Regions from separate parts of the Homo sapiens genome. Here all the other regions are linked to region 4. Evidence: chromatin contacts called from ENCODE Hi-C or POLR2A ChIA-PET data. All regions are on one chromosome and are shown on one strand. The core of a region is the stretch at or near the end of the contact, and the rest is flanking DNA. Distances in the headings are between cores, read along the strand shown.

Region 1 (6,346 bases), core at 3,847-6,346, 1.5 Mb before region 4:
GACGGGGTTTCTCCATGTTGGTCAGGCTGGTCTCGAACTCCCGACCTCAGGTGATCTGCCCGCCTCGGCCTCCCAAAGTACTGGGATTACAGGCGTGAGCCACTACTCCGGGCCTGGTTTCCTCATTTCTAAATGGAAGTTATATAGTAGCAGTTTCTTAAGAGGTGTCAGGAAGATTAAATGAGATAAAACATGTCAAGTGCCCAAAATATCAATTAGCACAAGCCCTCAATAAACATTAGTTTACAGGCTGGGCGTGGTGGCTCATGCCTGTAATCCTAGCACTTTGGGAGGCCAAGATGGGCAAATCCCTTGAGCCCAGCATTCAAGACCAGCCTGGACAACACAGCAAGACCCTGTCTCTACAAAAAAAAAAAAAAAAAAAAAAAAATTAGCCATGTGTGCTGGTGCGGCACCTGTAGTCCCAGCTACCAGGAAAGTTGAGATGGGAGGATTACCTGAGCCCAGGGATGTTGAGCCTATAATGAGCTGCAATCACACTAAACTCCAGCCTGAGCAATAGAGTGAGACCCCATATCAAAAAAACAACAAAAACAAACATTAGTTTATAACATATGTATTACTACTTCAGCCTAGCACTACACAACCAGTAAGATAATACAAGTAGTTCCAAGAGAAGGAAGCAGCAGCAGGAACTACTGACTGTGGATCTGCTAAAATTATAAAAGGAGCAACTGCAGAATTATTGGAGATCTATGTAAATAAAACAGTAGTTTGTATAAACCCTGTGATCTTATTCTAGTTCTGAGTTTAGAAAGGTCACTTTGAGTTGCATCAGTTCATTAATGCCTCAAATTATCATTTTTCAGGGTTGCTCTCAAAAAGAACTCATATGTGATGAATTATCTTTCTACCTCTCACAATGTCTAAAATATTACACTTTGTCAATCAAACATTCAAATTTAAGTGAGTGTTTAACCCTGGGCATTTGTTAAAACTGTATGTTAGCAGAATAACACAAAGCAAAAACCTGTGATGTATGGGTCTTTGCAAGAGGAGAAGTGCATGCTTCTTGAAATTGATCTTCATTAATTCCAATTTCTTTGAGGTAACCTTCTAACAGCTTTTCAACCTAAAAAAACAAAGTTTAACTTTTATAATTACATAGAAAAATTCTACATGACAGTTTGCATATTAAGTATTTAGTTTAGAAAAGTATCATCGAATTTTTTGCAAATATTAATCTACATATTACATGACAGTGACATTGTCTTTCACCAAAACACAAATTAAAAGTTAATATTTTTGCTGAAAATCACATGAAATTGTATTTCTTCTAATAGAAATAGTTGAAGTCAGGATTATGAAGTTCAATGTGGTACAACTCTTCTGCTACCCAGAGGCATTTTTTTTTCTTCTTTTCTTTTCTTTCTTTTTTGAGATGGAGTCTCACTCTGTCACCCAGGCTGGAGTGCAGTGGTACGATCTCGGCTCACTGCAACCTCTGCCTCCCAGGCTCAAGCAATTCTCCTGCCTCAGCTTCCTGAGTAGCTGGGACTAGAGGCGCCTGCCACAATGCCCGACTAATTTTTTTTTTTTTTTTTGGTAGAGATGGCGTTGCACCATGTTGGTCAGGCTGGTCTCGAATTCCTGACCTCAGGTGATCCGCCTGCCCTGGCCTCCCAAAGTGCTGGGATTATAGGCATGAGCCACCACGCCTGGCCTTTTCTTTCTTTCTTTCTTTTTTTTTTTTTTGAGACAGAGTCTTACTCTGTTGTCCAGACTGGAGTACAGTGGCACAGTAATGGCTCACTGCAGCCTTGACCTTCTGGGCTCAAGAGATCATCCTCCCACTTCAGCCTCCCAAGCAACTGGGACTACAGGCACATGCCATCATGACTGATTAATTTTTGTAATTTTTATAAAGATGGAGTTTCACCATGTTGCCCAGGCTGGTCTCGAACTCCTTGGCTGAAGCAATCCACCTGCCTTGGCCTCCAAAGTGCTGGGATTATAGGTGTGAGCCACTGAGCCCCACTGCCAGAGGCATTTTTTAAAATCACAAGACAGGCTGGGCAGTGGCTCACACCTGTAAACCCAACACTTTGGGAGGCCCAGGCAGGTGGATCACTTGAGCTCTGGAGTTCCACACCAGCCTGGGAAACACAGAGAAACGCCATCTCTACAAAATACAAAAAAATTAGCAGGGCATGGTGGTGCACACCTGTAGTCCCAGCTACTCAGGTGGCTGAGATGGGAGGATCGCTTGAGCCTGGGGAGGTTGAGGCTGCAATAGGCTGTGATAGTGCCACTGCACTCCAGCCTGGGTGACAGAGCAAGACCCTGTCTCAAAAATAAAAAATAAAAAAATCACATGACAACCATGACGAAGTGAATAATTAATATGTCCCTGGATGCGTCAACAAAATAAGAATAAGATATAAAGAATACATGCAAGAACCCATAAAGAGTTGTAAAACCATTCCTTAGAGTAGAGGAGATAAGTCATCCAAATGAGATATTCAGAGCACCTGTGGAGACAGATATAACTGGCACTATTGTTAAGGTAGATTGGATTTTTGTAAAATTAAGGATTTTTAATGTAAAAATATTTTTCTTCATTTAGAAAAGCTATAAGTAGTATTAGCCTAATTACTTTTAAAAATCAGTGAAAAAAAATACTCACTAGTTCTTTGTATTCCTGATGAATCTCTGTATAGGTCAATTTGCTTTCTTCTTCATCATCAAAAACTAAATTTAAAAGAAAATATTACATAGTGTAAAAACCAAATCATTTTATTAATGCAAATTTAAAAATCCACTCCTTCCAAATAGAACTGTCAACCTAGCTCTTCAGCTTTGAATTCTTAGGGTTTATCTTTTAAAAATATATAAATGAATATATCTAAAAATATATACTATTGGCCGAGCACTGTGGCTCATGCCTGTAATCCCAGCACTTTCGGAGGCCAAGGTGGGTGGATCACCTACGATCAGGAGTTCGAGACCAGCCTGGCTGATGTGGTGAAATCCCATCTCTACTAAAAATACAAAAATCAGCCAGGCGTGGTTGTGCGCGCCTGTAGACCCAGCTACTCGGGAGGCTGAGGCAAGAGAATTGCTTGAACCCAGGAGGCGGAGGTTGCAGTGAGCCAAGATTGCACCACTGCACTCCAGCCTGGGCGGCAGAGTGAGACTCCATCTCAAAAAAAAAAAAGAAAAAAAAATATACACACACACACACACACACACACACATATATACTATTAATTGTAAACAAGCTTTTTTGCCTACTTGAGAAAATATTTAAAATGAATACTACCTCATATTTAAGACAAAAACACATTTCAATCAATATGAGGCAATAATTTCTTCATAACTTTTAATGTAATATTATTGTTAATGGTTAAATCCTTTTACAATAGGTTCCATATTATTTTATTGTACTGGAATTTTGCTGATGTAAATGTTACTGAAAGTGACCAGGCAATTTTTGTTACCACAGATAAATAATGAAGTTAAATAAAATCAAAACAAGTGTTTACTGAATGATCATATGTATAAAACAATGCAGTGAGCCAAGATCACGCCACTGCACTCCAGCCTGGGCAACAGAGCGACACTCTGTCTCCCAAAAAAAAAAAAAAAAAAGGAGTACAAATACAAGTTATTTTGTTTTTGAACATTGTTAAAAAATTACCTGTAAAAATAACACTTTAATAACTACGATTTGAATATTGATTATAGCAATGAAAATGTAATGAAAAGATTCAGTGGTCAAACTGAATTTCATCTTTACCAGATTCATGATATCTTGGAATTTAAAGAAGTCTTAAAAGGTCATCCAGGATAACCGACCATTTGATAGCTGAATAGCTGAATCCCTCTAACCCTATTAAGTCGCTATCAGATCCATTCAAACACTGCTGGAGCCGGGAAGCTCATTACCTTCTGAGGCTGGCTAACTCATCTTGGATACATTCTATCATGAAACACTTCCTTCACTGAAATTTGTTTCCCTGTAGCTTGTACCAACTGACCCTAGCTCTATTCTACTCAACCTTACAACACAAAGCAGATGTTCAAATAATTGATGAATACTACTACCCTCAAAGTCTTGCCCGATTAAACAACCACAATAACGCTTGGGCACTCATTTATATGACGTGGTTTCTGGTTCCTTTTCTGCGAATGGGCTGCAAATAGTCTCCACGAACTGAATGCAGAACTCCAAGCCTGAAGAACTGCTCAGAACCCGGAGATGCCTGTCCTTCACGGGGAATATTATGCCATATCTATACGCCTCATTTGTTCCAAGAATGGTCCTGCCCCACCTCGCCAATTTTTGGTATAGCGAAGAGTAGAGAGCTCACCAAGGGGAACACAGGCCACCAAAATCACCGGCTCTGGGCTTCCTGGAGTTATCACATGCCCTCCTTTGCAGTTAACTGTTGGTTTGGAGTGAAATCATTTCTCATTTCCTAAGCTGACTACACCGGGCGAAATGCTAGGGATCATAAGGAACTCAGGTAAACCGACGCTTCTCCTCTCAAGTCTGGCAAAGCTGTTGAAGAAGCCCAGCCAAACAGTCCACCTGCCGAGGGCAGAAACGTTCGGGACAGGGTGAGAGACCGAATTTACGATTCAAGTCTAATGTTCTTCGGACGTGCGCTTCGGCCCCAGAGAAGGGGAGTCTCGGTCCCCGTTTTCAGGTCTGCGAAGGAACACATTGGCAGGGTGAAAGGAATTCCTCCCACACAACCAGCTCTAAACCTGATGACGCGGGTGGAGAAGGTGGTGAGGGGAACGAGACCTTGCGACAGGGGTGGAGACAGGGGGTCGGGGAGACGAGAGATGGCTTGTGGTTACCAACCCCCTGCCCGCCGCTGGTGTGAGAGAGGAGAAAAGGATTGTCGGTTCGGGCTCTGGTTTTTACCTTCACATTTCTGTTCCACAAAGTCCAAGATGGGGATGGACCAGTCTGGGCCTCGCAGGAACCCCGCGATGCTCTCCACTACCCACTCCACCTCGTCTTCTTCTTCCGCAGCCATCCCGCCCCAAAGGGGCAACGGGGAAGATCCCTAGGCCAGACCGCCGGACCCCGGTTAGGCCTTTGGGCCACAAGGAGCCGAGAGGGAGTAGGGGAAGAGCTGGCCCGCAGTCGCTCAGCCCCCAGGATAGAAGCTACCAACCAGTTAATGCAAAATGGTCGCTATGGCAACACACGTAGCCGCCCTAGACCGCGGCCCGGAAGTGAAGACAACTTTCCAGGAGCCTGCGCACTTAGCGGGGAGGGCAAACGTTTGAAAAACGTTTCTGATTGGTTAAAAAAGAACAGTGGACGAGGGCTGAGAAAAGAAGTGTAGCTATTGGCTGGAAGTCATAGACAGATTGCGCTCTCTCTTCTGATAAATGCGTAGGAGCCAAGGTTTAGAAAACGCGCAGTAGACGGGCGCGGTGGCTCACGCCTGTAATTCCAGCACTTTGGGAGGCCGAGGCTTGCGGATCACCTGAGGTCAGGAGGTCGAGACCAGCTTGGCCAACATGGTGAAACCTCGTCTCTACCAAAAATACAAAAATTAGCCTGGCGTGGTGGCGCCGCCTGTAATCCCAGGTACTCGGGAGGCTGAGGCAGGAGAATCGCTTGAACCCGGGAAGCCGAGGTTGCAGTGAGCCACTGCACTGCAGCCTGGGAGACTGCGTCTCAAAAGAAAAACAGGAAGAAAGAAAAGAAAAAAGAAAAGGCTCAGTGAGGGTCTGAGGTAACCGGGTCTCCACCTGACAGGGCTTCAGCGGCTGCAGTTCATCATTGTATCCCCAGCACCTCAGTCCCAACCATTTTCAGACCATTGGCCCAGAGGCGTTTGTAATTAAAGGGTTGTCTGAAAATACAAAGCCGAGCTGTGTGAGACTCGCTGATTGTCTTACGGTCAGTTTGCATCTGTATCTTCAGGCGGGTCTTTAATCTCTTACGCTTGGATAAAGATAACTAGAATTAGGAGCTTTTCAAGGGCAAGAGCAAAGTTAATACTCACTTAAATAAATGCCTTGGTAACCAAATCTTATTATAACTCCAACTCAGCATTTAGGTGGAGTCCATTGTGGAATGGGGTCTTCAGTGGTCATTGTGAAGGTGTTTGGAGTCCCAAAATATCTTCAGACAACCATATATATATATATATTTTTTACATAAATAGGATTATATGTACAGTTATGAATTTTTTTCTTATATCTTTATCTTTTAAAAATATAAATTTGTGCTTTCTTTGCAACTGCATAGTATTCCATAAACCATCCTTTAGTCTATTTTTATTTTGTGAATGTGCACACAGTATCTTACCTGAATGCATGAAGATGATCATTATGTGCCTTTTTTTTTTTTTTT
Region 2 (6,500 bases), core at 2,311-4,810, 1.1 Mb before region 4:
ATTGTACCAATAAGGAATTTCTCATCATCCCTTCTCCTTCTCTCCAGTCTTCTGAGTCTCCACTATCATTCCAAACTCTATGTCCATATGTACACTTTATTTAGCTCTTGCTTATAAGTGAGACCATGATAATGGAAGAGAGATTGGTTAAGCTGACCTCCCAAAGTTCTCCCAACCCTAAGATTCTATGATTCTAGCAGGCTGGATCTCTTGTAGTGTTCTCAGAGAGAACAGCTACTAACCAGTGGTATCTGAAAACTTTAATCTTCTACTTCTGATGAGGTATTTTCTTTTCTTTGTTTCTTTTTTTTTTTGTTTTTTTTTGAGATGGAGTTTCGCTCTTTTCACCCAGGCTGTAGTGCAATGGCATGATCTTGGCTCACTGCAACCCCTGCCTCTCAGGTCCAAGCAATTCTCCTGCCTCAGCCTCCCAAGTAGCTGGGGTTACAGGTGTGCACCACCATGCCCTGCTAATTTGGTATTTTTAGTAGAGATGGGGTTTCACCATGTTGGCCAGGCTGGTCTCAAACTCCTGACCTCAAGAGATCTACCCGCCTCAGCCACCCAAAGTGCGGGGATTATAGGCATGAGTCACGGTGCCCGTCTGATAAGCTATTTTCAAATATAAATTATTGAATAATTATTTTAAAACTATTATTAGTATCTAGAATGTGCATTTTTCTTTTAACTGGTTCAAATGTCCACCAGAATTTTGTTAGTGATAGTGATATTTACATCTAGTTACAACAATGTATAACTAGCTTTACTTTTAATTGTGGTAGAGCAGCAACAGCCTCCTTTCTTTTTGCTTTGTTGATCATTCTATGAAAGCTGGGCAAACTCTTTACTCATCTATCTATCAAATACTTATTTTTTTAGAAGTCACTGAGATTAATAAAATTTATTTTTATTCTGCACCAGATAGTGCTTATATTATTGCATCAATATTAACTGCTATTTCCTATTAAAATTGTAAATCTACTATTTATAATTATTCTTTTGTGAAACTTTGATTAAAGATACTCCTTTGAGACTATTTTAGTAGTAGTAGGTACAGGGATATATGAATGCAGAAATATCATATAAACAACTTGCAAATAACGTAAGTCCTGTTTATATTAGACATACATAAAGGCCCTGTGAAACTTATCATTAAGGAATTTCAGAACAGTCATAGTGGGAAAAGCATGCGGGGAAGACTGCTGATAGCTAAACTGTGACAATAGAAAAGGTCGTATCATAAAATACTGTTAGTATATTTTTGTATGTTTATGCAATTGGTTGAAAATCAGGCAAATTTTTTATAATTTTTGATAAATATTTGACAAAGACTTCAAATATGTCTCTTGTAGTCACCATTGTAGAAATTTGTTTTGTTTAAATTCATTTGGCATTAACTTCCCGCCCCAAAATTCTACATCAATACATCTCTCTTCCTACTCTTCCCAACCCCTCCAAAAAATAACACCAAACTCAAAGCAAGTCACAAACGTTTTGCACAAATAAAGCCAGTTCTCCGTGGAATTAATGTGATAGGTCTTGAATATATTGTTGATAATTAACCCAATCAAGTAACATTGCCAGGAAATCTTTATTCTTTTCCTTTTTTAAAGGTTCATAAACTTTATTTCTTAGAGCAGTTTTAGGTTTACAGAAAAGTTGAACAGGAAGTACAGAGTTCCCATACACTCTCACTCCTGCCCCCTAACCACAGTTTCCTCTATTATTATTAACATAACGCATTGAGGTGGTACATTTGTTACAACTGATGAACTGATATTGATATATCATTAACTAAAGTCAATAGTCTACATTAGGGTTCACTCTTTCTGTTGTATAGTCCTGTGGGTTTTGTCAAATGCATAATGTTATGTATCCACCATTACAGGATAATACAGAACAGTTTCACTGCCCCCAAAATCTTCTGTGTTCCACCTATTTATCCCTCCCTCCAACTCTTACTTTTCTTTTTTAATACCCAAATTAAGCCACAGTAATATAAATTAGTTGGAGCTAAGAATTTGCCAGTGATTCCCCATGGCAATCAAACTTTCTTAATTATTAATCTAGACTAGCACTGTCCAAAAGAAATATAATGTGAGCCATTATGTATTTAAAAAACTCTAGAAGCTGCTTTAAAAGGAACAAGTAAAATTAATTTAATAATATTATACTTATCCCAATATATCCAAAATATCAATTTCAACATTCAGTCAACAGGAAAGCTGAGATATTTTACATTTCGGAGGTACTAATTCTTGAAATCCAGTGCGCATTTTACACTTACAGCACATCTAATTTCAGCCTAGCTACATACATTCCGAGTGTTCAATCAGTAGCCACAAGTAGCCAGTACCTGTCAGGTACAGCACAGATTTAGACTTTGAGCAACTTGAAAGCAGGTTATCCTCTTCTCTCCAGGGCCTCCAGAGTAGGCATGCAGTGAATATTTTTGAAAGGTAAATCAGAAAGATAAAAGGATCCTGATTCTTACAAAGATGTTCTGCAACTACTCTCTTTAAACTCTCCAGCCTCATAAAAAGTGGAATGGGGATCATGCTTATTCCTGCATATCAAACCAATGACTATGGGGCTTCCTGACTCCCAGAAAGCCTGAATCATCCGAAATGTTGACTCATGAACCTAAGGTGACTGAAATGTAACGTGAACCAAATTAGCTTTCCAAGGCATCTTTGTATTTCCACTTTCCTGTCTCCCCGCTGCCTCTCTCTTTGGGTGACTCACTCTCTTACCATGTAAGAGTCCAGCAGGCAAGGCCCCAAACTCTCTTTGGAAGAAGAGCAGACTTTCAAATGGTCGGCCCCAGATCCCTAGTTAATTCAGCACAGCTGTTTTCCTCCCAATTTCGGGGGCTGCGGTTTAGACTGAGTGAGCCTAACTGTCAAAAAACAATTTTTTTCTTATTTTAGGGTGGTAGTAGTAGTGATGTAGTTTGGAACTTTGAGTGAACAAATAATCTTTTATTTCAAAAATCTTTAAAAATCCTTAGGGCCCACTTCCCAGTCCCGCTAATACCTTTCTCCAGTCGGGTTTCTTCCTTTCCCGGGAGGAAAGTTTCCACTCTCAGTTCCCCCAGGATAACGCCCTTCCGGTGGCGCGCCAGAAACCGCGCCGACCCCTCCCAGCCAGCAGCCCGCCCCCTTTCCCAGTGCTCTAACGACATACGGACGCCAGCTGCGGGCAAGGCCAAGACCCCACCCCAACTCACGGTTACCCAAAGTGGGGGTGGAGCTCCCAGCTCTCAGCCCCGCCCATTGAACGCAATCCCAGCCGGTAAGAGAGAGGAAGTGCCGTAGTCCCCACCCACTTTCATCTCCTTCCCTTTCTGTTGGCCCGGCTGGTCGCCTATCTTCTCGATCCTGTAGCCGATTGGCTCTCTCCCTCCCGCGCCAGTCCCTGCCCTCCCCTGGGGAGGGTGAGTCACGCCAAACTGGGCGGAGAGTCCGCTGGCCTCACTCCTAGCTCATCTGGGCGGCGGCGGCAAGTGGGGACAGGGCGGGTGGCGCATCACCGGCGCGGAGGCAGGAGGAGCAGTCTCATTGTTCCGGGAGCCGTCACCACAGTAGGTCCCTCGGCTCAGTCGGCCCAGCCCCTCTCAGTCCTCCCCAACCCCCACAACCGCCCGCGGCTCTGAGACGCGGCCCCGGCGGCGGCGGCAGCAGCTGCAGCATCATCTCCACCCTCCAGCCATGGAAGACCTGGACCAGTCTCCTCTGGTCTCGTCCTCGGACAGCCCACCCCGGCCGCAGCCCGCGTTCAAGTACCAGTTCGTGAGGGAGCCCGAGGACGAGGAGGAAGAAGAGGAGGAGGAAGAGGAGGACGAGGACGAAGACCTGGAGGAGCTGGAGGTGCTGGAGAGGAAGCCCGCCGCCGGGCTGTCCGCGGCCCCAGTGCCCACCGCCCCTGCCGCCGGCGCGCCCCTGATGGACTTCGGAAATGACTTCGTGCCGCCGGCGCCCCGGGGACCCCTGCCGGCCGCTCCCCCCGTCGCCCCGGAGCGGCAGCCGTCTTGGGACCCGAGCCCGGTGTCGTCGACCGTGCCCGCGCCATCCCCGCTGTCTGCTGCCGCAGTCTCGCCCTCCAAGCTCCCTGAGGACGACGAGCCTCCGGCCCGGCCTCCCCCTCCTCCCCCGGCCAGCGTGAGCCCCCAGGCAGAGCCCGTGTGGACCCCGCCAGCCCCGGCTCCCGCCGCGCCCCCCTCCACCCCGGCCGCGCCCAAGCGCAGGGGCTCCTCGGGCTCAGTGGGTGAGTGCCGCGACCTCTCGCTTCGCGCCGCCCCTCGCGCCCCTCCCTCTTTTGTGTGCAGCCCCAGATGCTTTGGGCTGGTCCCTCCTCTCCGCCCCGAGGGCGCTTTGTCTGCGGACTTCGGGGCGATGGCGCCCCGTCTGGTTGGAAGCGCGGGGAGAAGGGTGGGGCGGCCCTTGGAGCCCGGGTTTGTTCTTATTGTCCGTCTTGGTTTCGGGGAACACGTGCACCGCTCCCGGCTCCCACTTTCACCCTGTGTGATGCCCAGCGTACGGATTCTCGGAAGTTAGGCACCCACCCGTAGTAGGAGCCGGGTATATACCCGAGAGCCAGGGTTGTGGATTTATCGGGTTGGTTGGGCTTCGAGGTGAGGAAGGAAAGGCCTTGGCACCCAGATATTTTTAGGAGGTGCTTTTGTCTACCCGTCTGGGTTGCTCCTTTGGAAAAGGTGCAGTTTTGCTGCGGGTCTGTTGGCCTGCATTCTGCCCCGGGCTCCCTCCTCACCTCCTGGCTGGCGTGGGTGGCCCCTTTGCGCTTCCCCTCCCCCTCCTCCTGTGCTCGTGGGGAGCTGGCCGAGTGGAAAACGTCCACATTGACCCAACCGCAGTGAAGGGAGAGCGCCTCCAGTGGTGTGGTGCGTGGAGAAATGGGAAGGAGAGAGTTCTGGTAAAGTCCTGCCACCGCCCAGCTCCCCGGGGTGTGATGTGGACTGCTCCCCACCAGCTAAACCGAGCCAGGGAAAGGGGATCTAGGCATTGTGTTCGAGGGGGCGTAGTTCTGCCGGGGTTTCAGCTGCAGGGTCGGAGGAATTGCTGTTAGTGTGGACTTGGCCCAGCCTCTTAGTGCATCATAATTGAATCTTACAGAAAAAAATAAAAGGCAAAATGGTTGACATTCCTAAAGAAGGGAAAACCTGTGGATTCCTTGCCAGGAATTGGCTAATTGAACTCGTGGCAGATTTACCATGAGACACAGAGAAATGTTTTGAGACAGACATTTTCATATATATTGGTTAGAAATACTGTTTTTCAGAAGGATATGTTTTAGGTTACAGAATCAAAATACGGTCACGTGCCTCATAACGACGTTTAGGTCAAGGACAGACCGCATTTGCAACGGTGGCTCCATAAGGTTGTAATGGAGCTGAAAAATTCCTGCCGCCTAGCGACGTCTTGATCTTGACCCTGTGTAGGCCTAGGGTAATGCGTTTGTATCTTAGTTTTTAACAAAAGTTAAAAAAAAAATAGAAAAAAGCTTATAGAATAAGAATATAAAATTTCTTTTCTATAGCTTTAAAATGTGTTTGTGTTTTAAGTTAAACGTTATTACAAAAGAGCCAAAAAGTTTATAAAATAGAAAAGATACAGTAAGCTAAGGTTGATTTATTATTGAAAAAATATATCTAAAGATAAATTTAGTGTAGCCTAACCGTAGAGTGTCTGTAAGTTGTACAGTAGTACATGGTAATGTCCTAGGCCTTCACATTCACTCACTACTCACGTCCACAGCAGCTTCCAGGCTGGCAAGCTCTGTTCATGGCCAGTGCCCTGCACACGTGTGCCATCTTTTAATCCTTTGTACAGTGTTATTTTAGGTATGTTTAGATAAACACTACACAAATACCATTGTGTTACAGTTGCCTACAGTAACATCCTGTATAGGTTAGTAGCCTAGGAGCAATTGATTATACCATATAGCCTACATATAGGTATGTAGTAGGCTCTACCATCTAGGTTTCTGTAAGTATACTGTGAGGTTTGCACAACGACAGAATTGCCTAACAATACATTTCTCAGATCCTGTTCCCCCTGTTCAGCGAGGCATGACTATGTATGGTCTGTAAAATAGTTTTCAAGTTCTTTCATTCACCTAAGTTCCTGATTGTATGTTATTATTAGTCACGTTGTTTTATTGCCGTTTTCATCTTGGGAAATTATTTTGGAAGCGAAAAAAATCACGTTTGTTAGAGATTGAGAATGCATAATATTAGATACATTCATAAGTACTTGCTACTTCGGGGACAGAAAGTGTCCCACTAGCAGTAGGACCTTTATGTATAAAAGGTCAAGAATCAAGTAGTGTAACTGCCTGCTTGGAAATCTTCATAGCCTTGTAGGATGTTAGAGGTGATTCATTTCTTAAAAGAAAATCAGTCTGATTTTTTTTTTTCTCAATTCACTTCTCCATAATGGGGGAAAATAAGCCAATTGCGATGCTTTTTAGTAATATTTTGA
Region 3 (6,322 bases), core at 2,930-5,429, 1.0 Mb before region 4:
AGAAATGTAGTGGTGGTAATTCTCATAATTTTTCATTTTTCATTTCCAAGAGAAATGTTCTAGTTTATATTTATCACACATGCCAAGGATATAGTAGTAATAAGGTGACTGGGCCTTTAGACTCAGAAAAACAATTTCTGAACTGGTCAGAATAGGTTTAAGTGCTTAAAGTGCTTTTTAAAAAAAAAAAACAAAAACATTTTAGCCTTTATAACCTAGTAGTTGATACGTTATTTTCAGCTGTTTGCGTCTCTGGGCTTACAGGTATGAGCCACTGCGCCCAGCCGCATCTCTTATTTTTATTTATGACTTGGAACTTAAGTTACTTCCTAATAACATCAAGGGTAAATAATGTAGTTTCCTTTTATTACTTACCTCTTTCGTATAGAGTGGTTGCATTTAGTGACTAAATCTGTAGTGGTGTTTTAAAATGATCTGATGTTAGTCTGTAAATAAAAAGATTACGGTTATGTTGTTTGGCATGCTTGGTTAATAAGTTTCAAAAGAGATCAACTAAAAATATTTTGGAGCAAATGAAATAGAACCTTGTACATACAGCCTAGAGGAAACCAGTTCCTATTCATGTATTATTACCTTCTATACGTAGCTGACTTCTAGGGTAGAACATGTGTGAAAAGTGATTGAGGAGGAGGTACTGATGCCGCTTAAGATGGATGGTTTGTGGGTAGGAATTGACTGAGAAGAAATACTGTCTGTAAGTAGTAATTCAGAGCTTCAAACAGCAAAGGACCATCTCTGAATTTAGTAGTCAAAGATTGGTGGGGGAGAGAGGTGACTTCAAAGAAAAGCCTGGTGAGCTTAGGGGAGAGGAGAGATGCTTGTTGTTTTTATAGATTCAATAAACACGGCAACAGAGATACACCAAAAGTCATCCTCGATGTTTGCACAGTATAGCAGTGAAGGCAGCTATATGTCTACAATTTAACATTTTTCTTGAGAGAAATGTCATTCTTGAATAAATCTATTTTTAAAATTGATCTGGGAATGATTCATTATGCTCTAGTTTTCTGAGTTTGAGTATAAAGTTTCCACTTGTCTTTAATCAAAAGAAAACTTATTTATTCTTTCAGAGAAAATTTTCATCCATACACAGTCCATTGTGTAGATACGGGGCAAGAGGAGAGAGAAAATGTTAGAAAGGGGCTGATGAGATCTTAAGAAACATTTTAAATCTCTGTTTTGCACACGTATTTGAGAATCGAATATGAGGACTTTTTAAAAAAAGTTTTGAGAAATAATTTCTTTGTTAAATCTTATATTTTAATTTCTTTTGAAAACTACATTTTTTTGTAAAAGCAATTATGTTATTCATGAGGAAGCTAGCATAAATGAGAGAAATCGAACTTGATAAGTTCTTGCATTGAGTGACTGCTAATTTGAAAGTAACAGAAAGTAACACATGATGAGACAGATTTCCTTTCTGGAACACTTGTTGTTTCTTAGTATTGAAAAAAAGGACTTTCATTAAAATTATAATTTATCCTTAAGGATTAGCAATCCTTTTAAAAAGAGAAGAGAAGAAAAACGTACTTGATTGGTTTCCCTGAGTTGTGTTTTTGGCAAGCCCAGAGCTCAAGGAAACCTGCTTGGTGACTTCCCCAGCTGGCAATTCATTTAGGACTGCAAATAAGTAACAGTTGCCTCATCATGTTAGCACTTAAAGTGAACCTGGCATTTAGATCTCAAAATCTAGAGGCAAATGAATAAGGCAGGGAATCTGTCCTTTTCTCCCCATGAAAGGTAAAGCCCTTGGTAATTCAGGTGCACACTCTGATAATGTACATGAAAGGTCTTCCTTGATAAACGATAAACCTTGTGATTTTGCCACACAAGAATTTAGCTAAACCCTTTCCTAATGTCATTGTATATGAGTAGTACAGATTCCATGTGTTTGTTTCCATTGAATATACAGAAATACTGAATACTTCCTTAAAACAGCTTTTATTGAAAAAAGGAAGCTGATAAAAATCACTTTGCTTTTTTATAAAAACGCTTGATAGGATTACCTTTCTAGAGAGACTTCTGTGTATGGCCACACTTATCCACCACAGTTTTTGTTTATATAGAGAGCATTTTAAAAAGAAGAAGGTTTTCCTGGCCATGCACAGTAGCTCACGCCTGTAATCCCAGCACTTTGGGAGGCCAAGGCGGAAGGATTGCTTGAGGCCAGGAGTTTGAGACCAGCCTAGGCAACATTGTGAGACTGTTTCTATAAAAAAAAAAAAACTGAAAAATCAGCCAGCCATGGTCGCCCATGCCTGTAGTCCCAGCTACTTGGGAGGCTGAGGCAAGAGGATTCTTGAGCCCAGGAGGTGGAGGATGCAGTGAGCCATAATCATACCACTGCATTCCAGCCACGGCAACAGAGTGAGACCCTGTCTGTTTAAAAAAAAAAAAAAAATTATTAAAATCTTAATCTTAAGTTCCTTAATAGTGGACTGTATTACTTTTTGCCTTTTAGCCACAAAAACTGGTAGGGAAAGTTATATTCTGTCACCCTAAAGCAAGCAAAAAATGTTTTTCCAATTCCCATTCTTTTTTTACTTTTTCAACATAAGGAAAAATGTATTTACCTTGTTTAAACGGATTTATTTTAATGCCTTACAGTCAGATTTTAAATTTATGGGAAGTTTGCTAATAGCTCCAGTCTCTCCAGTTGAGATGAATGTTTTTTCTTATTTAAATAACAATGAGTTTTTTAAAATTTATAGGAAGTAGCTTTTTATTGGAATTACATTGATTTTATATGATTCATAGCTAGGAAAATGGAAACCATCTTAATTTCAGGAAAATGTAGTAGAAATTACTCTCATTTCTAAATTTTTGTCATTTAGAAAAGACATTTTTATCAAGCTCTGTGTTTACAAAATAATAGTTTTTAAACAACAATTTGAAAGAAGTATCTCTATAACTCATTGTCTTCATAAATGCAAAATCTGTTGTGTGCCCTCAAATTTATATCTACATTTTTAGATTCTGGGTCACAATTATCACTAGCTCTTTTTTTTTTTTTTTTTTTTTTGGAGATAGAGTCTCGCTGTGTCACCCAGGCTGGAGGGCGGTGGTGCGATCTTAGGCTCACTGCAACCTTTGCCTTCCAGGTTCAAGTGATTCTCCTGCTTCAGCCTCCCAAGTAGCTGGGACTACAGGTGTCCGCCACCACGCCCAGCTAATTTTTGTATTTTTAGAAGAGATGGGGTTTTGCCAAGTTGGCCAGACTGGTCTCGAACTCCTGACCTCAGGTGATCTGCCTGCCTTGGCCTCCCAGAGTGCTGGGATTACAGGTGTGAGCCACCATGCCCAGCCTACAATTATGACTATTTCCATGTGAAACCATCTTCCTCAGAAATTGAAATTTTAGAGCCGCTCTTGCTAGCATGTGAAACCTTTTCCTTGCTTATTGCCTTTTGGCGGGGGCAGTGAAGGAGGAGCCTGGCCTTTCAAAATGTGATCAAAAAAATAACCAAACTCCAGGGCTCATTAGTCCTTTTATAAACACCGGTGTGAAATGATGGGTATCCGTGTGCCTGGTCCAAGTTTCCTGGTGGTTGACTTGGGCGAATAAAAATAAGACATGTTCTGCAGAGTTCTCCTTTTAAATTCTTGTGTAATATTCCGTTTGTTTTGCTCCTTTGCAATTAACTACAAACTTCTAAGTCCTAGAAAAGATTTCAAGTATTTATAGAGTGAGCAACGATCATTTTCCTAGTCAAATAGTATGGCAAAAATCACTGTTTTAAAAAGTTGTGGCATTAAACTATAAATCCTCCCTCCCCTCGCTTCCCACCCGCAATTATGAAAGAAAAGCATATGACAATGCCTACTGGGCTCAGCTTTTGGGCTAATTGAGTCTGACTGAGCCTTCTTAGCAGGTTCCTGTCTTTTGAAACCTCAAATCCCAAAAAGCTGTCTAATAATTTTACTTTTTTAGGGACTAAGACCAGGTATTTTCAGCAGAGGTTCTTACTTTTCTGTAATTGAGGCGCAACTATAATGTTCCAGAACACAATCTTAAATCTGAAAGTGAGAGGAAGAAAAAAAAAAAAACGGCCTGAGCTCCAGAAATAGCTGACCCAGAAGAACACTAAAATCTAGCTCTCAGGCTCATAGGCAGCTGTTAACATTCACATTTTGACAGCTTCCTTTCAGGTTTCTTGAGCTCTCAGAAAAATTAGAAGGAAGTGGGCTGGGGATATAGAGAGAGTCCAAACTACCAACTAATGAATGAATCTGAAGGAGACACAGAAGGGCAAGTAGAGTTTAGAGTTTGAGAGTGCAGGAAAGTTTTGAAATGGTCAGAACTGCCAGAGTAATTTCTGAGATCTTACTAAGCACTCTCCCACCGTTTGCCTTAAAGATACCCCTTCCCCCAAATTGAAACATCACAAATCTGCAGAGCTCTTTAATCAGGTGTGTTATACACAGTGAATTTAATTCTCTTATTGCCCTGGAAGAAAGATAAACCAGATGTGGCCCTTGCCCCTTTTCAGTAAGTATTTGTTAGATCTTCATTACATTTTAGGCCTCCTTCCTCCAGTCTCGATACTGTGCAATGGAGAGATAAGCTTTGACCTCTTCAGTTAATAAGTATTGGCTATAATGTTGCAAAGTATTTGCCATGGAATCGTGTAGAATTTGTTAAGTCCAAAATGAGAGCAGCCTGTTTGCTTCTTTAAAGTGTTTATTGACCTTATTCCTGCCATGTTACAAATCCATCATTTGTGGTGGATTCCCATTAATAATGGTTACTCTCTAGGTTAGTTCTTGCTGCCACCCCTTTCTCTCCTGGTGGTGTGTTCCCTGAATACACTTAACCACTATTTCTGTTTTGGGCCGCCGAAGTATTCAGTTTTCTCAACATAGCTGCAACATTTAAAAATTATATGATAGCACACAAAAGTGTACATTTCTGGCAACACTGGCCTGGAATATTTGCATGGCCACAGCGTATGGAGCAGGGTTGTAAGTGCCCCTTTGAGAGGAAGAATGCATATCACTGTGTGCCTCAGTTCTCTCCCAGCCTCTCACATACATGTATGTCACCTGCCTGGCCCTAAGGACATTTGAGACCTCCCTGTGTTCTTCTCTTTGTCTTGGGATAGCCTGGCTTTTAGGAAGTGTTCTCAAAGAGGCAAGTGACATTTGAGCCCCTACAGTGGCTCAGGTGTGAAGTCTTGGGCTTTTCCCCTGTGGACTTGGAGTGAAGCCTTGTCAGTGACTGTAATGACCAAATGAGGAGTTATTTTAGCTTGTGTTTGTTACTATCTTCTGTCATGTTAAGGGCATCTTCGTTGCTAGAGTAATTTCTTCTAAAATATGGAAGGTCAACACTTTTCCCTTTAGACTTGTGGATAGTGATGGATAAAAATAACTCTCTTACTCTATAGTAAACTTGCTCAAGTGCAAAAGTTATATTTAGCTTCAGCAATAGGAGTCTATAAAACTGTGAGAGAAAAGCCTTACTAACTGAAGTCATCCTTCAAACCTTTCTACCAGGGGTTCCAATAGCAATTGCTAAGAATACGGCAGCTTAAAAAAATTTTTTTTCAATTGACAGATATTAAGAATGCCTGATATTTACTGACTTGAACATTAGTTAAATTCAGTTAGGGTGACCAGAGTGTTGCTATTTGTAGAACTGTTGCTTGGTAGAGTCATCCAAAGTGTCTTCCTAAGCTGTAATAAATATGCTTACTAATGTTTGACTGCTTAATTAATGGTCAGTAAGCATTCAGTCAGAGTTCGTTTAATACATGGAGAAAGATATATGCTTTAGATCAAGGGTTAGCAAACCACTGCTTGTTTGGGCCACGGCCTGTTTTTGTATAGTGTGGGAGCTAAGAGTGGGTGGTGTACATTTTTAAAGGGTTATGACAACGACACAGAATAATATGAGACACAAACCCTATGTGGCCCATAAAACCTAAAATTCTACTGTCTGGCTCTTCACAGAGAAAGTTTGCTGATCCCCGCTTTAGATAATGGGGGTGCTCTACTACTCCCCTTTTCATTTATAGTGTTACATAAGCCTAAATAATCACTGTAGCTGGTGGCATCATGTTTGTTACCTACTAAGTAGGTCAAAGTGATTGCCAGACATACACATGAAGGCCTTGAATTAGAAAGCAAAGGAACTGATGATGACCAATGTTTAACAAAATTCAGACTGACTTTGTGCCTGATCCTTCAAAGGCTAGAGGTGATATTTTTGGTACCTGAAACGTAATTTCCCTGATAAGTACTCTTTGCCCAATTATTGCTTATCAGCTGAGATATTAATGTCTGAATTATTCAGCTCATA
Region 4 (6,663 bases), core at 2,261-4,760:
ATTTCCTCAAATCTACCTACCACTTCCCTATAATTCTCATTGTCTTGTTTCATAGGAAAAAATAGAAACTATAGAAAGAACTTCTCCAACTTCCAGTACCAAACATTCCAGCATCTGCACCTATGCTTCCTTCCCTGCTTTCCTCCTCTGACAATGGAAGCACAGTTTGATTTGCTTCTAAAGGTCAATGACTCCACATTCTCTTCCGCTCTTTGTCGTCCTCACCCAATATCTTTAACTTCTCTCTCCACTGGCTCCTTTTCATCCATATTTAAATATATCTAAATATGGCCGGGCTCAGTGGCTCAAGCCTGTAATCCCAACACTTTGGGAGTCCAAGGCGGGCGGATCACGAGGTCAGGAGTTCGAGACCAGCCTGGCCAATATGGTGAAAGCCTGTCTCTACTAAAAATACCGAAAAAAAAAAAATTATCTGGATGTGGTGGTGCGCACCTGTGGTCCCAGCTACTCGAGGCGCTGAGGCAGAAGAATCACTTGAACCCCGGAGGCGGAGATTGCAGTGAGCCGAGATGGATCCATTGCACTCCAGACTGGGCTACAGAGTGAGACTCAAAAAAAAAAAAAAAAAAAAAAATATATACACACACACACACACACACACACACACACACACACACACACACACATATATATATCCCACATTCAAAAATCCCTCCTTTTATTCCAAGTACCTCCTCATTGTCTCGCGCGTCCGTGGGAAGAGACCACCAAACAGGCTTTGTGTGAGCAACATGGCTGTTTATTTCACCTGGGTGCAGGCAGGCTGAGTCTGAAAAAGGAGTCAGCAAAGGGTGTTGGGATTACCATTAGTTCTTATAGGTTTTGGAATAGGTGGTGGAGTTAAGTGCAATGTTTTGGGGGCAGGGGGTGGATCTCACAAAGTACATTCTCAAGGGTGGGGAGAAATACAAAGAACCTTCTTAAGGGTTGGGGAGATTATAAAGAAACTTCCTAAGGGTGGGGGAGATTACAAAGTACATTCATCTGTTAGGGTGGGGCAGAAACAAATCACAATGGTGAAATGTTATCAGTTAAGGCTATTTTCACTTTTTTTGTGGATCTTCAGTTGCTTCAGGCCATCTGGATGTATACATGCAGGTCACTGGGGATATGATGGCTTAGCTTGGGCTCAGAGGCCTGACACTCATCTCTTTCCGGCTCTCCCTACCCCATTATTTTTTAAAAGGTTGTCCATATTTGCTGCCTCTATTTATTCACTTCCCATTTGTCCTTTGTCACCATAATCAGATTTCTATTCTACACTCCAACGACACTGTTCTTATGCGCTTTATCAATAAACTATCCAATAAACCCTTTCAGGTTTCACTTCATTTGACCTGTTAGCTACCTAAGGTAGGATTGTTCGCTTCTCCATGAGACACCCAGTTTCCTAGAACTCCTCCTCTCTCTGCTTTTTGTGAATATTCTTTGTGGCCTACCTTCCTTTTCTCTGTCTGTCCTTAAATGTGGGGCTCCTCAGAGATTTGTGAAGGGCCCTATTTTTTCATACTGTATATTTCCTTCCCTCCTGTCGTCCATCTACACGCTAATCTGCATCTCAGTTTAGATCACCCTCCTGATACATATGTCAACATACCCATCCCATAGGCATTCTGCCTCCCAAGCTGTTTCTGCTGTGTTCTTTATCTCAGTGAAGGACTTCACCTATCTACCCAGCGTCGTCTTGTCTCTTTCCTTTTTAATTTTTCACTTTCAGTCAACTACTAAGCCCAAGCCATTCTGCTGAAGTAGCTCTCAATTTCAACTGACATCCAGGCCATGATTATGTCACACCTTAAAGGGTCCTCCAGTTCCCAATCTTGTCAGTTCCAACCCATTTTCCAGACGAAGCCAGAGTGACTCTTTTTTTTTTTTGAGACGGAGTCTCGCTCTGCCACCCAGGCTGGAGTGCTGTGGCACGATCTCGGCTCACTGCAAGCTCCATCTCCCGGATTCACGCCATTCTCCTGCCTCAGCCTCCCGAGTAGCTGGGACTACAGGCGCCCGCCACCATGCCCGGCTAATTTTTTTGTATTTTTAGTAGAGACGGGGTTTCACCATGTTAGCCAGGATGGTCTCCATCTCCTGACCCCGTGATCCACCCGCCTCGGCCTCCCAAAGTGCTGGGATTACAGGCGTGAGCCACCACGCGCCTGGCCCTTTTATTTTTTGAGACGGAGTTTCGCTCTTGTTGCCCAGGCTGGAGTGCCCTGGCGCGATCTTGGCTCACTGCAACCTCCGCCTTCCGGTTTCAAGCGATTCTCCTGCCTCAGCCTCCCGAGTAGCTGGGATTACAGGCGTCCGCCACCACGCCCGGCTAACTTTTTTGTATTTTTAGTAGAGACGGGGTTTCACCATGTTGGCCAGACTGGTCTCGAACTCCTGACCTCGTGATCCGCCCGCCTCGGCCTCCCAAAGTGCTGGGATTACAGGCGTGAGCCACTGCGCCCGGCCGCCAGAGTAATTCTTAAAAAATGTAAATTATATCATCCCACTGCTATGCTTAAAATCTTTTGGAAGTTTGTCTCTAGGATAAAGCTCTGAATTCCTTAGGATTGCCTTCTCAGTCTCATTTCTCCGTCCCCTCTCTTACGCTATTTTGAACTTTGAATTTTTAGAATACATGCTTGCAGCGTCAAAGCTGTTCTCTCAGCTGAAATACGTGTCCTCCTCCCTCCTTTTTCTAACCAACTTTGCACTCAACCTTCATAGCTTAAATTAAGTATCACTTCTAGGAAAATGACACCCTCTCAAACCCCCTAGTTTCAACTTCTTTGTAGAGTTCCTAAGGATTCTTGTACTTATCTAGCAATTAAGAGCATTATCTTGTAATTCACGTCTTTATCTCTGCTAGACTAAGTCCTTGGGAGGGCGGAAACCAGGTTAAACTTTCTATCTCAATAGCCTAAACTGAGCGCCTTACACACAAAACAGCTGTTCAAATAGCATTTGTTCAGCGAGTAACTATTTTCTTCTTTGGAATGATGGCGGCCAGAATACCAGAAAGATGGGGACTTAAAGGGGACAGAAAAATTAAATCTATAAGGAACAAGCGGGATGGAGTAAATAAATCTATAAGGAGCAAGTGGGTACGTAGGCTTTTCCATAAACCCCTCTAACCCAGAAGCCGGGGCTGCTCGGCTAGGGGGACCAGGCCGACCTGGCTGCCGCCTGTCGTGGCGACTGGGACTCCAGTGGGCTGCCGCTTGGAGTGCGCGACCCCCGGCGAAGCAGGACAATAGCTTGGAATTCGGCCTCGTGTTTCCGGTGAGGCAGCCTCGCGCTGGGCCGGTGAGGCCTGGGGTGGGGGCTCCGAGCCGGGCCCACGGCGAAGAAGGCGCAGCCCGTTGGGCTCCAGCTGCCGCCACCACCGCCTCCCCCGACGCCGTCGCTCCGCCCCGCCCCGCCCCGGAAGTGACTTGAGGCCGGTCCGGAACCTCTGGGCCCGGCGGCTGCAGCGTCACCAGCAGAGCCGGTGCGGGGCGGGCAGAGCGGCCGCTGCCGCCGCCAACGAACTGAGAGCCGCGTGGGGCCCAGCAGCACGCCGGCCAGGGAAGGGGGCCTAGCGATCGGTCCGAGGGCGACGGGCCGCCAGCGGCCGCAGGGCGACGAAGACGCGGAGGAGGCGGAGCCCGGAGAGGGGTGGGGGCCGGGGAGGGTTCGGGTGGGAGGGGGTGGGGGGGGTGTCCCTGGGCTCATGGAGCCGGCCGAGCGGGCGGGAGTCGGAGAGCCCCCGGAGCCGGGCGGGCGTCCCGAGCCGGGCCCGCGGGGCTTCGTCCCGCAGAAGGAGATCGTCTACAACAAGCTGCTGCCCTACGCGGAGCGGCTAGACGCCGAGTCCGACTTGCAGCTGGCCCAGATCAAATGCAACCTGGGCCGGGCCGTGCAGCTCCAAGAGCTGTGGCCCGGGGGCCTCTTCTGGACCAGGAAACTCTCCACGTAAGTGTGCCCGGGCCTGCGGGCCGGGCCGGGGGGAAAGGCTCAGTGAGAGGTGTCGGGGATGGTTGCTCTTTGTCCAGAGGGCTGGACCCTTAGCTCTGTCCTCGCTGGAGCTGTCCCCGAGCGGTGATCCCAGGGTCGTGACAGAGCCTGTGAAGTACTCAAGCCGTCCTCCCTGCCACTTTCCTACGGGACTTCCCGGGTCTTTACCATCCCTCTACGTCCTCCGCATCTGCTTCTCCCGAAGTGTTCGGGTTGTTGTCTTCCCACCTGGGGGGCCCTGGGTAGCCCAAGGGCCCCGGCCCCGAGGGAGAGAGGTGAGCCTTTCTCAAGGGTCCTCCGTGGACTTTTGCGCATGGGAGAGGCGGGGCAAAGAGAATTTGTCTTTGGGGGAGTTCCTTGACTTGTCTCCTTGCTTCCTCCGGTTCTTCCTTCCCCTACGATCCCCGCCTCTTCGCATCTCCGTTGGCGTCTAGTAACTTTCTGAATGGAGAGAAGACCATAGGGAAACTTAAGGGTTTTGCTTTTTGGGGGCCCTCTCAGACCTGGCGGAGTTGATCGAAAAGGGTCGTTTAAAGTCAGACCTCATTCTTGAGCTTAACGTCTTATGTGGACAGTGTTGTTTTGGATTGTGTGTTGCTCCTGTTGTGACATTTCTTTTGGAGAGACATTTAAGATACTGAGGAAAGTAGGGAAGAGCACTGTCAGGATGTCCAGGGCGATATTAGTATCAGGCTTGTGTTAATTTTTTGAGTTACTCAGATTAAGAGATTACCTAAATCAGTTTCAGGAGTTCTGTTTGTAAACTAGCTTCAAACTATAGTGTCACTGAAATTAGGAAAAAAAAAAAAAAAACGAGTGAAAATACAGTGGGGGAAAAAAGGTTACATTTACTTGCTGGATGGGCATCTTTACTGTGTCCGAAGAGCTTTTTAAGAAAGAATTTTGCTGTATCTTGTTTGGTTAACTGTACATAAAATCTAGTAACATGGTATGTTCACGCATGTGGGTATGGACGGGTGAACACACAAGACATAACTCACTCATTCAGTGTTTACCCAAAGCTGCTGATTGAACTGAGTGATGACTCAGGGTTTTGTAATAGTTTTGTGTATATTCACTGGATGATTCTCATCTGCCAATTATTAAGGGGCCTCTGACAAATTTCTCATTTCCACTTGAGGGGTGGGTGGGACCTTTTTAATTAAAAAGAAGCAAAACTAAAACATGTAATTTGCCCTCTTCAGAGAGTGATCATAAAATGTCAAGGTTAACAGCTCTCCCCTTGACTAGAGTATAATGAAGTTTTTCGTGTTAGGATCCTTAGGAGAATGGAGGTGAGGGGCGGCAGAAGCAGGAATGCAACAGGGAGAACCACGTTTAGTCAAAAAAGAATATTTTATAAATAGTTAAAATCCAAATGCTTTTTCAAGTGAGACTCCTAGGTTTTTGTGTTGCTCAGGCACAGTAAAAATAGTCACTTTGTTACAGTAATTCCCCATTTTAATCACTTGGATTAGACTTGCCAGAGAATACCTACCATTTTTGGGGACGCAAACAGCTTTTTTTAGTGTACATTATATAAATATGCCATGGTGTGAAGGCATATCTGCTTTGGATTTATAAACCTAGAATCTACCAAGGCATAGTTAAGCATTGTTTTCTAAAGTATTTATTGTTAACAAGTTTGGTAAATTAGCACTCCGAGTTTTGTTATTGTTTTGGCTTATTAGATAAAAGTTTGTACCTAGAAAGGGCTAAAAATAACAATGGAGCTAATGTTTGGTGTTTAGGGCTGGATTGCAGATAGCTGATGGCTTAATACCCATGAACCCATAACCATTTATAGCTAAATAACCAGCAAGAAATGCTACTGGGTAGAATTTTATTTTGGAATAGTGGTTAGATGCTGGAAACTGATTCTTGATATTGCACTATGAGACATTTTGAATGCGGTGGGACATGTTGTGATCTTGGGTGTGTTTTTTTCCTAAGTCATGTTAAGGTGACCTGTTCATAGTTGTGCTTGTTGTTTTTTAAGCCTTCTGTGTTGCATAAGTGAACATCTGAATAATGCCAAAACGTGTGACGAAAGCTGAGTGGTGATCATATTTAGTACTTTGTAGAATAGAAAGTGGTAATGAAAAGAAAATCTAGTTTCTCCCACTAGCTCTGAGACTGTGGGAAAGTTACTTAATCATGTGTTTCAGTATGCTTGTGCGTGAAATGAGGGGATTGGACTAAATAATTCTTTTTTTTTTTTTTTTTGAGGTGGAGTCTTGCTTTGTTGCCCAGGCTGGAGTGCAGTGGCAGGATCTTGGCCCACTGCAATCCCTGCCTTTCGGGTTCAAGCGATTCTCCTGCCTCAGCCTCCCAAGTAGGTAGGATTATAGGCGAGTGCCACCATGCCTGGCTACTTTTTTTGTATTTTTAGTAGAGACAGGGTTTCACCATGTTGGTCAGGCTGGTCTTGAACTCCTGACCTCAAGCAATCTGCCCACCTCGGCCTCCCAAGGTGCTGGGATTACATGTGTGAGCCACCGCACCCGGCCTGGACTAAATTCTTGAGAAGCATTTCTACTCTGGTATTCTGCAGTTTTATTTTTTTAATCCTGTCAAGCTTCACATCAGTCATTGTGTGTATCTTTCTACAAGAACTGTTTGAATAATTTGTAAAATACTGGAAACAGTTGCATAGATCAA

The links. A loop is a pair of places that touch in the nucleus more often than their neighbours do. ChIA-PET counts read pairs that join two places held with the same protein, here RNA polymerase II (POLR2A). Pooled maps may share reads with other maps.
Region 1: a map of B cell shows a loop between it and region 4 (4-fold over the local background). The contact joins the promoter of CFAP36 here to the promoter of PSME4 in region 4. A Hi-C loop is called at or near these places in 3 of 168 maps with a recorded cell type or tissue (B cell, CD4-positive, alpha-beta memory T cell and naive thymus-derived CD4-positive, alpha-beta T cell) and 11 of 50 pooled maps. POLR2A ChIA-PET finds 5 or more read pairs at or near these places in 1 of 52 experiments (OCI-LY7).
Region 2: a map of ascending aorta shows a loop between it and region 4 (9-fold over the local background). The contact joins the promoter of RTN4 here to the promoter of PSME4 in region 4. A Hi-C loop is called at or near these places in 3 of 168 maps with a recorded cell type or tissue (B cell, ascending aorta and naive thymus-derived CD4-positive, alpha-beta T cell), 4 of 37 single-sample maps with no recorded cell type and 21 of 50 pooled maps. POLR2A ChIA-PET finds 5 or more read pairs at or near these places in 3 of 52 experiments (MCF 10A, activated CD8-positive, alpha-beta memory T cell and naive thymus-derived CD4-positive, alpha-beta T cell).
Region 3: a pooled map shows a loop between it and region 4 (4-fold over the local background). The contact joins the enhancer-like site here to the promoter of PSME4 in region 4. A Hi-C loop is called at or near these places in 2 of 50 pooled maps. POLR2A ChIA-PET finds 5 or more read pairs at or near these places in 3 of 52 experiments (GM12878, OCI-LY7 and activated T-cell).

Annotation. Positions count from the first base shown.
Region 1 is chr2:55,518,468-55,524,813 of GRCh38, reverse strand. It overlaps CFAP36 (cilia and flagella associated protein 36), which reads right to left and starts at 5,096. Exons shown (of 10, transcript NM_080667.7): 1 at 4,898-5,096; 2 at 2,648-2,712; 3 at 992-1,093. The coding sequence starts at 5,012. RefSeq lists enhancers at 4,316-4,565, 5,746-5,795.
Region 2 is chr2:55,047,511-55,054,010 of GRCh38, reverse strand. It overlaps RTN4 (reticulon 4), which reads left to right and starts at 3,560. Exons shown (of 9, transcript NM_020532.5): 1 at 3,560-4,266. The coding sequence starts at 3,711. RefSeq lists enhancers at 3,730-3,779, 3,742-4,554 and silencers at 3,920-3,979, 4,120-4,239.
Region 3 is chr2:54,975,153-54,981,474 of GRCh38, reverse strand. All of the region lies in intron 5 of RTN4 (reticulon 4), which reads left to right. Among named protein-coding and RNA genes, the nearest start is that of RTN4, 72 kb to the left of the region's middle. Within about 2 kb of position 4,179, at least 3 of the 41 ENCODE cell types and tissues checked have a DNase peak (open chromatin) inside an H3K27ac peak, as active enhancers do; they include GM12878 and OCI-LY7, where a contact is called at or near this core.
Region 4 is chr2:53,967,840-53,974,502 of GRCh38, reverse strand. It overlaps PSME4 (proteasome activator subunit 4), which reads left to right and starts at 3,510. Exons shown (of 47, transcript NM_014614.3): 1 at 3,510-3,960. The coding sequence starts at 3,719. It also overlaps a transcript of ACYP2 not described here. RefSeq lists enhancers at 2,992-3,041, 3,337-3,631, 3,898-4,662 and silencers at 3,242-3,631, 3,506-3,667, 3,642-3,841.